2 separate regions of the Homo sapiens genome follow, and region 2 is linked to region 1. The links are chromatin contacts, found by Hi-C or POLR2A ChIA-PET in ENCODE. All regions are on one chromosome and are shown on one strand. Each heading gives the region's core, a stretch centred on a gene start or an enhancer-like site at or near the end of the contact. The rest is flanking DNA. Distances are from core to core; before and after follow the strand shown.

Region 1 (6,514 bases), core at 3,581-6,080:
CAACATCTTTGCCTGTGTCTCTTCTGGCAAACTGGGTTCACAGTCACTTTATGAGATGGTTTCAGTGTCTAAATTATGTCTTGGGCCATTCCCACCAGTTTTTTTTTTAATTTGAAACAGATCTAAGACCCTTAATTAGCAGGAATTTTTTGGGGTGGGGTGATGGTAATAGTAGTGAGGGGGACTTTGGTCTGATGAACCAAACTAATGTGGAAAGAAAAACGTACAAGAAATCTCAAAAAGACATCCAGGAGAGAAAAATGCATCCCTGCTCTTACTGAAATCTTTTTCATTTCTCTATCCTCTTAACCCTGACACAGTGGGGAGAAATATTTTAAAGATTCAAAAGATTTTTATTTGCATGATCAACTGTGATATATGCTTCAGTGTCTAAACTGAAGGGTAATTTAGGTGAAACACAACCACCCTTGTGTAAAAAAATATGCTAATAAAGATCCTCTTGTTAAAATTATGGTTAACAGTGTACCTTCTGCTGTATAACTATAAACTGTGCAATTTTACTTAAAACTGCATCAAAAGCGTTCCATGCCAAAGACCCACTCATCAATAGCTCCTCTTGTTAGACTTGTACAGCATAAGCACCAGTTATTATGTGAAATAGCTATGCAATTTTCTTCAGCTCCCAGCTGTTATTTATTTAACTTGAGTTTATTACCCACCACGCTTTTATATTAAAATGTTCATTCATTTCTTTCTTATGTCTCCAGGTCGTGGTGTCTACGACAGTCAATGTGGATGGCCATGTCCTGGCAGTCTCTGATAACATGTTTGTCCATAATAATTCCAAGCATGGGCGGAGGGCTCGGAGGCTTGACCCCTCGGAAGGTACGCCCTCTTATCTGGAACATGGTAGGCGAATCATTTTCATTGGTTGGCATTGCTACTTTAACTGTGAATATATTTGGTTTCTTTCTTCCACTCCACCACATGTTCTATTCTGTTTCAAATTTCAAAAGTCTTTTTGAATAAGATTGGTCCTCTAGGGTTTTTTCTCTTCAACATATGGTGGCAAATATTTAAAGACAGGAAAATATCTCTGAGGCCCACCTTTCTTGTGGGACCACTCTCTACTCTGGAAATGGCTGATATTGCCTCCTTTCAGGTTGAGAGAAAGAAGGAGGCCTGGACCATTGCTTTATTCTAAGCTCCCACTGGATTACAAAATAAGGAAAGGCCAATCCAAGGGAAAAATAAGGAAAGGCCACACAATTTGGTATCACTAAAATTGTGATATATTTGACATGTTTATAATTGACCATTGAGGTTTTATAATGAACCCATCCTCTTTACCACCCTCCTGGTGTATCTCTGTGACCACCTGTTGAACTTCATTTGGAGATCAGGTTCAATGTCGAGGTTGGAGGTGCTTTCTGAATATGAAGCCCAGACCAAATGTCCCTCCTGTGCCCTGTACCTAACTCTTACCTCTTCACCATGTGATAGAACTTGCTGTCTGTAAGTAGACTTTGGTAGGGAGAAATCCCATTTGTCTTGAGAATTATGGCTAATCAGTGGTGCCTTTGAGAGGACTGAAGGAAACCAGATAAAAATTTGAATCAAGGAAAGTGAATGCCACTCAGAAGAACCATGGGTTGGGTTAGGGGCACGCCTGAATTTTTCAGTGCTGCATGTGTGTGTGTAATATATCCACTCTTCCTCCTCTCCACTCATCCATCCATCCGTTCATCTATCTATCCATCTATCCATCTATCCATCCATCCATCCATCCATCCATCCATCCATCCATCCATCCATCCGTCCATCCGTCCATCCAAGAATGAGTGACTGAGGCTCTGCTGGATACCAGTCACCATATTAGACTTTCTTCAATTGCCTCAAACTCTCAACCCATTTCCCTCACTTCCCTTTCCAGTTTGCTAGGGTCAGCAAGATTCTTTTCAGAACACTACCACACAAATGATCACCTGATTGCCTGCTTTTTTCCATGGGCCAGGAGTTGCCCATAATTTACAAGGTAGAAAACTCCCTTCTCTGCCAGCATCCCAATTTAATAAACACGCCACTCTCATCATTTTTGCCTGGCTTTTTCCCCTGTGCTTATGGAACACACGAACTGTACTTTTTATTAATTAGCCAGATGTAATGCTCTTAGAAGGGATTCTTCACCACATCCAGTTTTACAGTCTTTTTAAAGTAAACCATCATCTTTCAAAAGCTGCTTCTTTATGGTTTCATTAGTGCTGAGATGGATGGATATTACATTTTGCAGGAGGCCATTTCAAACACCTGCTCATGATTACATTCCTAGTTCCATTTCTGTACTTAAAATTATTCTGATCCTCACTTTACAGTAATGTTGTCTTTATAATACCCTTGGAGTCACTTAAGGCATTGTGTGACTAGAGGTGTTTAGGTGAAAGGAGGAAGAAAAAATTAGGGAAATACTCAGTGGGCATGATTTGGAGAGTGCTGCTTAAGGATTGAAGTTATGTTTTTGACTGTGGGTGGTTAGTTGCAATAGGTACTGCCCAGTCTGGTGACAGACTTGACTGTCAGTTTGAAATCTGGGTTCACACTTTCAAAATATGCTCAGGCCACACCCAGCTCCTATTTCTGCTCTTGGGAAGCCAGTGAGAAAGCTCCTGACACCAGGCAAATTATCCCTCCAACAAAAACCAAAAGCAAACATAGAATATAGCCTTCTCTAAAGGATCCCTCTAGGCAATGAGGATCAGTAACGTTATTTTGCAGCATGATAAAGGACTAGGTCTTGAAATAGGTACCAGGAACCCCAAATTCAATTTAGTTTCACTCTGGCCTCTATTTGACCTTGGACAAATCGCTTTAGCTTTTGGGATCCTTGATTTCCTCCTTGTTAAAATGAAGGTGATGATCTGTAGGAGAGTTTAAAAAAAAATCTGTGCTTTGGGTGGGGGCAGGTAATGTAGATAGGGAAGTGGGCTGGGTGGAGGCTGAGAAGACAGGCAAGTACACGCTCTGGTGCCCCTCGGCCCCAGCCAGTTGTTGCTAAGGGGAATGAGAGCCCAAGTGGGGCCAGATGTTCCAGTTTGGCAACAGTGAATTTTTAATTGTTGGTAACTAATTACAAAATTTTTGGACACTGAAGGGAGGAGAGGGGGAAAAAAGCCACTTAGGAAGAATGCAGCCACAGGTCAACAGTTTGAGACCTCTGGATCAACACAGCTCTAAGCTTCCTCCCAGCTCAGATATTCCCTCTTCTAAGAGTGTTAATATTTCAGTTGGGGTGTCATATTATTCTAAGTTTTAAAGTCAGCATTTTATTCACCTGCTTCAGTTTATGAGTCCACAGATGGCCATATTACTATATTTTTCAAAAAATGGTGACATTTCACTGTGTAAGTGGTTGGCCATCCTTGGGGACATAGGTATGTCCTATTTCCTTCAGCAAGGGGCTTTGCCTTCACCGAAGCCTTATTTCACTTCTCTCCAGTGGAAAGAAAGGGTAGACATGTTCAAATTCTTAGTAATGACAATAGCATAGAAATCTGCTTCTCTGCAGAGTGAGTCAACCAACCACACAAAACCACCCACTCATTTAGACACTTCAGGCTGACACATAAATATCTACTCAGCAAAGGATGACTATTGAACTCTTTCATTGGTAATGTGTGGGAGTGGACCTAGATGCTAATTCATGTTGATGTGAGGGTAATACTTTATTTTGCTGTTGAAAAGTCCTATTTCAAAATGCTCTGTTTAAAAGACTTTGAGAATCATACACCCTCATCCCTCTGTGTCTCCGCTCCCACCCCCCACCGCCTTCAAACAGCTACCGCATGGTGAGACGGCAAAGCATGTTCTCCTCTTGTGACCTGTGGGAACCTACGTTCTCCCCCATTCTGGACTTTTTACCATCTAATTTACAGGTAGCCTGAATTATTTTGGGCTATTCTGCAAATCTCTATTTATATCCTGCTTGTCAGACTGTTGGAGGAAGTTTCCTTTTGTGGCTCACCTTTCTGTGTATAAGTAGAGACAGAGATCGTGCTTTACATTCATGCATGGGCTTTCTTATGTGACCCATGGACTCGCAAACCCCTGTGCTCTGATAAATGACCCTGTAATTCAAGTATGAGAGTTGACAAAGGCAAATTTATTTCATAGACTCTTGCATGGTCCAAAGATAGTGAATCCTGGCATGCTATAGATCGTGGAAAATGGTCTTCCCCCGTACTTTCTCTTCATTCATAAATACCAAGATTTTCTTTGGCTGGATATTTATGGGACCATTTAGCCTAGTGAGGTTTCTTCTTTAAGCAATAGCTTTATGGAAGATGTACAGTCGTGGAGACAGGCAGCCTCAAAATGTAACTGCTCTCTCAGTTCCAATTTTTGAAAAAGCATGAGCTCGGGATGAAAGGAGCTGAGTGGCTGCCACAAGGCTATGTTCAGCGCTACCCTGTGTACTTGCCTTGTCTTCCAGTCATTTGGGCAAGTTCATGAAGACTGTGTTCTGGGGAGTCATTGAGGGGCCTGAGGAGTGTTGCTATTGGCATTGTTGTTCCCCTGAGTTCCAGGTTGTGTTTACTTGAATTCAAGGCCAACTGTGGCATCAGTTTCTCTGTTTCTTCCCCCTGTGGCAAAATGCGGTGCCCTCACAACACTGTGGTGCAGAGCCCCTGTCAGCTTGCATGCGCTAACACTTTATTATCTAATGATCTAATATGCAACAAGGCAAAGTGCCCGTGCTCATCATTCTGACATAGAATGCCGGGAGAAGTGACTAAATTACTTTATGTACCATTAGCGCTTGCAGCTATGGTGAACTCACAGGCAGCATTTATGCAAATGCCTGTGAATACACTCTAGTGGCTTTGTCAGGAAACCATCTGACAAGCAGTTTAAATGCTCATTTTTTTAAAGGGGATATATGTATTTTTTTATTTTGGTGTGCATGTGTTTTTCTCCTTTCCTCTCTTCTTTTTCTTTCCCTTCTCCCCTTTTTGGGCTTTTGGAGGACTTGCCTCCTCCATGGTGACTAGAGAAATGTGAGCACGTTCTAGAGCTCACCCACCAGTAGGAGCCATTTCCAGGAGTGGGATTAAGTCCCCAGTAGGGTATTCTTTAGATCTAGTTTTTTTTTTTTTTGTTATTGTTTTGAATATGTGCATCCTTCATATTTATTTGGAAAAAAAAACAATGGAACTATTAGTCAAGAGTTTTTAGAATATAAACATGTTAGTGTTCATGAGCTCTGACCTGGGGTCCTACTTATTTTTTTAGATTGAAGATAGATTCTTTAAAACATACTCAGTTTTTAAAAATGGAAAATGATTGAAATTTAGCTTTTGTGGGCATCAGATACAAATCAATTAAATTTCCCTTCAAAGTTATAATAAAGACTGCAACATAAAACATAAATGTGCCAAGATTTCAAGATAAATAAAAACAATAGTGGAGTTTGGTCACACTCAAAGTATTTTGAAGAATAAATACTGATGATAGACTCACTGGGCCCATCTCCTGGCTGTAATTATAGCTTTGGAGAAATAGAGTCAGGTGTTCACCACCACCAGTGAATTCTGACCTTTTGGTTGCAGTGTCACATTACAACTGTCCCTGACAATATGGTGGTGTTCTTGATCTTTAGCATATGACCTTCTATAATCCTTTTGATCCAGACAGAGGCAGTTTTTGCTTCTGTCAGTTGCCCCTGGGTGTCCAGCACCATTGACTTCCTGTGACCAGCTGCATTTAAATGTGTTTTTCATTTGTTTGGTTTTTTTGTTTGTTTGTTTTCATGTTTTTACGGAAATGTGGAGAAAGATGGTTTGAGCTTGGAGAGACTACCTCAAATTGAGCCTGTCTCTTTTCCCTTCTGTATAATATGGTCCTAACAAGAGGATAGAAGGAGGATCAGGCTCTCTGGCTGAAGTGGCCCTGGGAAGGTCACTTTGCTTCTGTGGGCCTCAGTTTTGTATGTCCAGTGAGAGCCAGGTGGGGTCCTCTCTAGGCTTCCTTTTAGCATGTACTATTTTATGGTGCTCTGAACTAAAGCTATTGGCACATGACTTTCTGCAGGAGGTGACTTTGGAGAAATAGAGCTTCCTGGGAACAGAGAAATCCACTGGCATTTTCTAATAGAACCCTTCCTCTGGATCTCCAGCCAAGGGATAAGGTGTCAATAAGGTGGACTTGAAATCGCTCATTCATACTAAGCAGGCACTACATGCCAGACATTAAGCTAGGTGCAGTAGGATAATGCAGACTCAGTCCTTGTCTTCACAGAATATATGATGTGAATAGAGAGGAGAGGTACTAAGCAAAATTAGAGTGGTGCATCAAAGGGGGACCACAAAAGCAGAGGAGAGTAATGAAGTGTCAGGGAAGCCTTGTTTCAGGAAATCTCATTTATGCCAAAACCGAAGAGATGAGTAGGTTTTTACTAGGTGTCTTAGTCTGTTTTCTGTTGCTTTAACAGACTGGGTAATTTTTGAGGAAAAGGAGTTTATGTCTTACGGTTCTGGAGGCTGGGAAGTCCAAGGGCATG
Region 2 (6,116 bases), core at 1,798-4,297, 130 kb before region 1:
TATAGAAAGCACTCAGCAGAGAGCTTGGCACAGAGTTCTTAGTAATTGGGAGCTGCTAGCATTTTTCATTAGAAGTGTGGCTCACGCCTGTAATCCCAGCACTTTGGGAGGCCTAGACAGGTGGATCACAGGGTCAGGAGATCGAGACCATCTTGGCTAACACGGTGAAACCCGGTCTCTACTAAAAATACAAAAAATTAGCTGGGCGTGGTGGCAGGCGCCTGTAGTCCCAGCTACTCCGGAGGCTGAGGCAGGAGAATGGTGTGAACCCGGGAGGTGGAGTTTGCAGTGAGCCCAGATCGCGCCACTGCACTCCAGCCTGGGCGACAGAGCGAGACTCCATCTCAAAAAAAAAAAAAAAAAAAAAAGAAGTGTTGGTGGCAGAGGTAGTGGGAGTGGTAGTACATGCTTAACATCTAGAACCTTCTCTTCTGGTTAATTCCATTGGAACCTTTCTATAATATTTTCAATATTTTCAACTTCTTTTTTCTTTTAGTAAGTATGTCTTTCTCAAAGAATTAATTGTTTGGATGGTTGAAGATAACTTGGAAGACCTTAAGGTCGTGATTTCATGATTTGAAACAAATTGTCAAGAGCTATTTTAGAAGGAATATCTGAAAGTGTGCGTGCGTGTGTGTGTGTGCGTGTGTGTGTGTGTGTCTATGTGTGCGTGCATTCTAAGGTACATCCTGCAATTAAGCTTCCAGTTAAAAGTCCAGTTTTGAAAACCCTCTTGAACTTCTTTTTGAGTTCTCTTTCTTTTAATGGTTACAAATGTCCTTTCAGGGAAAGTTACTCTCAGCTCTCATTCTCCTCCTGGTGAAAAACATTCAGAGACCATTAGGCTGCATCTCAGTGAAAGGAAACTGCAGCATAGAACTTGATCTGAAAAGCCTGTGACACACCGTGTCGCTCCAAAGTAGAAGCCTCCTTGGTACTACAAGACTGTGGACTGGAGTGTGTTGCTGGAGTTTGACATGGGTTCAAATCTTGCCTTTGCCATTTATTAGCTTTGTGACCTTGGGCAAATTTCTAAATCTGAAAGACACACACACACACACACACACACACACACACACACACACACACACACATTTATATTTATTTAATTAATGCAGTATCTGGCATATTCAAGCAGGAGCTTGTAACAAATAAGTAACAACTGTAAGAAATAAGTATTTGTTGCATAAACAAAGCAATGGCCTGCAGGTACTCCTCCTTTGGTAAGCCATTGCTAAGCAACTCTTTGCTACTCTTCCTTTCAGCTGCTGGCTGAACCTGCAGCATCTTCTTGTGACTCCCCTCAATGGTAGCACACTTCTACTCTTTGAGGGTTGATCTGAGTTTCGGAAACAGCCAGCAGTAATTTGATAACGAGGCTGGTGTAAAACATCAGTCGATTAAAGATCATTTTAGATCAGAAATGATGCGTCCCTGTAAGGGAACTACTATATTGAGATGAACTCAAAACATTCTGCCTGGATTTCCAAGAAGAGCTGCAAATGCTCTCAAGCAGTCTTCCAAAGTGACAATTAAGAATGGGATGGAATTCATTTTGATGTCCAGCTCTGGTCTAAAAGTCAGTCACATTCCAGGTCTCACTCTGGCCCCTGTGCTCTGGAAAGAGAGGAGCAGTGAGATATGGCCATTGTTGATATGAAAAGCAGAAGGTGGAGGTCCCAGGCTGCTGAGTTAGCCCTCAGTTTGAATCCTGCGTCTGCTGTTTTTTAGCTCTAAGTCCTGAGGCCTCTAATATACATCTACTCTGCAATTACTTCTCTCTCTCTCTCTTTTTTTTTTAGATGGAGTTTCGCTCTTGTTGCCCATTCTGGAGTGCAGTGGTGCAATCTCGGCTCACTACAACCCCTGCCTCCCGGATTCAAGCGATTCTCTTGCCTCAGACTCCCAAGTAGCTGGGATTACAGGTGCCCGCCACCACTCCCGGCTGATTTTTGTATTTTTAGTAGAGATGGGGTTTCACCATGTTGGCCAGGCTGGTCTTGAACTCCTGACCTCGTGATCCGCCCTCCTCGGCCTCCCAAAGTGCTGGGATTACAGGCGTGAGCCACTGCGCCCGGCCCAATTACTTCTCTGTAATTTTTTTCCCCTGAGGATTGGTGGGGAAAAAAAATGCTTGGCACATAACACTCCATGTTAAGTTTCAGGATTATTTCTTCTTTTTACATTATTTTAGTTTTTTGTTCATATGTACTCAGGGCTCACACTTTGCTTGGCTCCGTAAGTCCTAGAGAAAAATGGTATGAGAAATGAATTCACATGAAGCATTAGTGCCTTAGTCTCTTACTGTTTTTACCTTTCCCGTGAATATTTGTGCTTACAAAATGGTGTCCAGAAAGGCAGTGCCTCAGCGAGATAAATATGTTTCTAATCTTAGCATCTTGGGCAGAGTGAGGCTGGCATCTGAGGTCAGGGAGGCCACAGGGCCACGCTACTGACCGCATTGGTAACAGACTCCATTAGGTTGACAGAAAGGTTAAGGTTCCTGGAATCTGTCTCTAAATTCTCCGTACCCCCTCATTAGGTTAGAAGCCAATGCCAATACAAGTAACCAATACCAAACCCTCTCTTGCTTACAGAGGCATTATTAAGTTGGGGGCACCCTAAGAACAATTCATTGCAAATAATTGTTGGCACATTTATTCTCATGGCACAACTTTCAAAAGCAAATTAATTATAAACTGGTTGCAATTTAATTCAGTTTGTCTGGATTATGTGTTTGCAAGGCCTAGAGTACATTTGGCACCGTTGCTGGCACATTTGGATTTTAATGTCTTTGACAAGCCACAGCTTCCTTGGCCTGGGTAAACGGCCTACTGCCATACTGTCATTTAACTAGATTGCGTCAGAGTGACTCTTTAGCTTCGCGGTGGGTCTTCAGTTTACAACCTCCACGCCACCCCATCAGCCGCACGGGCATAGATCTCAACATGTATCAGGAAACTGGAAGAAAGCTGTGAACAGAATACTCTGAGAAAATGATGGTTAATCGTGTAGAAAAGTTTAACTATTTGCATCAGCACAATATTACACAGGCACATACGACTTTCAGTTCCCTAAACCTGAGAAAAGGTTTAACAACATTGTGTGAAATCTGACATCTTGCTATTCATATAAATGTGAAAGGCAGATTGGGAAAAATACAGTAAAATCCCCGCTTTTGTGCAGAGAATGGTGCATATTTTTCCCCTAATTATGGAAGGTAGCCTTTTATTTCTTCTGAATTCATTCATTTCTGAGCCTGTGTTTTCAGCTTGCTTATGAAACTCAATTATAAAACCAGGGTTAAAAATTAAGTCAAGTCACAGGCTATACTCCTCTTTGATTCTGGGGCTCCTGAGAACTTCCAGCCCTCTGCCACTGGCTTGAAAAATCTCTACCCTTACAAATCTCTCAAGCTTTCATGCACCTCTCCTACACAGCAGATTAATTAAGGAAAAAGATGGAAAACTCCTGGCACCATTTTATCTTTCCAAACTGTGATTTGCCTCTTCCCCCTAAATCTTCCCTTCCCTCTCTTCTGCTCCTTTCTCAAAAAGAAAGTGTATGATTGTCAACTTTCTGAGTTCAAGACAGTGGAGGATTAAACTGGCCTTACTGAGATTTGAACTTGTGACTCAAGTCATTGGATTTTGTGAAAGAGGCCCAAACTCTCCGGACTGGACAGGTTACAGCTCCGGTTTCTGTCCCTCTGCTGCCTTTTCCTGGGTAGCATGATGATCTCTGGCATTTATCTATCTATGAGGCTTGCAAAATCGCGGCCTGTCATAATGGTAAATAAAATGTGTTAAAGTTAATATGAAGAAGAAAGGAGCAATTACAACTGCTTAAAACAGTCTTCAAATATACTTAAGCAGAGGTTTGCCACGTAAACACACAATTAAAGCAGGAATTTGTGATGGATGCAAGGGTTTGACGGTCCCAGACATACTGTTTACTGGTGTAGTTAGCAGATGGATAAGTCAACTGATCCCAGATGTGCAGCTTATAAATATAAACTCATGTCTTACTAGTGATGTATGTCTGCAAGTAGCAACAAATTACTTTCTATTTAACTCTTGACTGTTTACTAGGGGGAGCTTTGTAATGCTCACTTGCTTAAAAAAAAAAAAGGATTTTTAAACAAGTTTCCTCTTTTAAAAGTGGTAACCAAATATCTAAAAAAAAGGTACTTTGGTGCAGAAGTTGTTTTAAAGGACAGGTTTAAATAGGCTTACTTTTTTCTTTTAAGTTCAGATACCTAAGCCTTATGTCCCTAGCCGCAGTTTTCAGATATTTGCAGCTAATTAATTCTTAGGAAATCTAATCTGAATTGAATTAATTTTCCCTTTTAGGGCACACGAAGCAACTTTTAGGTAAGAAAAAAAATGAAAACAGCTTTTGTTGCACATAATTCTTGCAACTAATGAAAAGTAATATTGCTGTTCCCTTCAAATAATGCAATAACAAAACACCAAATGAGAGCATTGCATTGTATTGTTATATTTGCTGTTTAAATAATTTAGCTGCAAAAATCTGAGGGCTGCTTTAGCTGTAATTAATTATTCATTAATGACATGCTAATTGCACAATACCTTTGAATATTTAACAAAATGCAAAAACCAGGCTCTGAAGTTATGTTTTTAGTGCAAGGGGGAGAAGATTCTTTAGTCCATCACTGTACCAGGAGGACAAAAAAAAAGTCCTTTTTCAGATGCGAGGTAAAGTAGTAGTAGTGGCCTACTTTCCATTCACCATCTCAGTCACCCTTTGTGCCGTGGAATATAATGTCCTTATCTAGACTTAACAATTGACAGGGTGGTAAATCCCTTGACTTTTGTCCAAATGATTTCTCTACAAAAATGGGTTAATTATCGCCTTTCCCTAGCTTTTTGACTAACAAAAGGCCCTGGATCTCTTTTTTCCTTTCTTTCCTATTTACTGTAAGGAGCTCTTTGAAATGTGATAGTTTAATCGGCAACACCTTCTACAGGGGGAATACTGAGAGGCCGGCCTGGCCCTGCCTGGAGCTCAGGTTGCTCTGTGAACATTACCGTGGTTAGGAGATATGACCTTTATTATGCCAAAGCCATCCTGGACTTTCAGGATGAAAAACTCCTGAGTGCTCGGTAGTCGACTTCATTTGTTTCTGCTAATAAAAGCTGGCGGGTTTTTAACAGTGTCTTTTAGTGGGTGGGATGACTAAAGGGCACAGTGTTGAACTGGCTTAGCTGTGTTTCACTAATTCCCTGCAAGACAGCGAGTTTGCATCTTTCTGTGTCCTGTCTCTGTTTCCAAGCCTGAAAGCTCCTCATTGTCTCTGACCTGTAAGTCAGGGATACTCTTCGTAGTGGATAAGCAGAGAAGAGGACTGGCTTTTTTTCTTTTTATTTGTCATTATCACCCTCTTGGTCCCAATCAGAGAATCACCAGCCCCTAATTTAGTACAAGGCAGTGAGCTGTGTGGCAGCTTGTCCTTGTGGTTGAGAATATATTTCATGCACTAGGGCCTACTTAGTCATATTTTGCATTTGACTGCCATTACTATTAATGGCATTTATGAATGCACATTGGCGGGAAGAAGACCCCATTGAATCTGTGCATTATCAGAGATTGGGGAATTAGCATACTCCGTGTCTGGTTCATGATGGATTTTACTGTGCTGTGGAAATACTTAGCAATTAAATGAGAAATCACCATTGTGAACGTGCACCTGCCAGGAAAAAAAGAATGGAGTAGAGAAGGAGGGGCATTCACTCAAGTTGACGCCAAGTTCCCTCTTTTGCCATTGCCTTCTCTCATTTGGGAAATGCTACATCTGCCTGTAGCCATTGTTCAACATGGCAATATATAATAGAGCCACTGTTTAGTAAACGCATGGCATCACAGGCCCACCCAGCCAAAAGTGTGTCAGGGTCAAAAGTGTTTATAGTCAATTTGGAAGTCACAGCTTGCAAAGTGAAAAGTGAAATAATGCAAAAGTAATGTATGATTTAGTGCCACATGAATTAGAGAGTTCAGGGATTGCAAAGTGGCAAACCATGCGTTCAGACCAACCCAGAGTCAGATGCATTTTACTTGGCTTGAACTTTTTTCATTCTAAGTTGGAGTTAATATTG

The links. Hi-C counts contacts between places; a loop is a spot of excess contacts on that map. ChIA-PET counts read pairs that join two places held with the same protein, here RNA polymerase II (POLR2A). Pooled maps may share reads with other maps.
Region 2: a loop to region 1 is called in a map of B cell, with 5 times the contacts of the local background. The contact joins two enhancer-like sites. A Hi-C loop is called at or near these places in 2 of 168 maps with a recorded cell type or tissue (B cell and OCI-LY7), 31 of 37 single-sample maps with no recorded cell type and 11 of 50 pooled maps. POLR2A ChIA-PET finds 5 or more read pairs at or near these places in 4 of 52 experiments (GM12878, OCI-LY7, activated B cell and 1 more).

The regions. Positions count from the first base shown.
Region 1 is chr5:158,817,532-158,824,045 of GRCh38, reverse strand. It overlaps EBF1 (EBF transcription factor 1), which reads left to right. Exons shown (of 16, transcript NM_024007.5): 8 at 729-870. Among named protein-coding and RNA genes, the nearest start is that of EBF1, 280 kb to the left of the region's middle. Within about 2 kb of position 4,830, at least 3 of the 41 ENCODE cell types and tissues checked have a DNase peak (open chromatin) inside an H3K27ac peak, as active enhancers do; they include B cell, GM12878 and OCI-LY7, where a contact is called at or near this core.
Region 2 is chr5:158,951,007-158,957,122 of GRCh38, reverse strand. The region is part of intron 6 of EBF1 (EBF transcription factor 1); the gene reads left to right. Among named protein-coding and RNA genes, the nearest start is that of EBF1, 150 kb to the left of the region's middle. RefSeq lists enhancers at 2,767-2,896, 4,569-5,226. Within about 2 kb of position 3,047, at least 5 of the 41 ENCODE cell types and tissues checked have a DNase peak (open chromatin) inside an H3K27ac peak, as active enhancers do; they include B cell, GM12878 and OCI-LY7, where a contact is called at or near this core.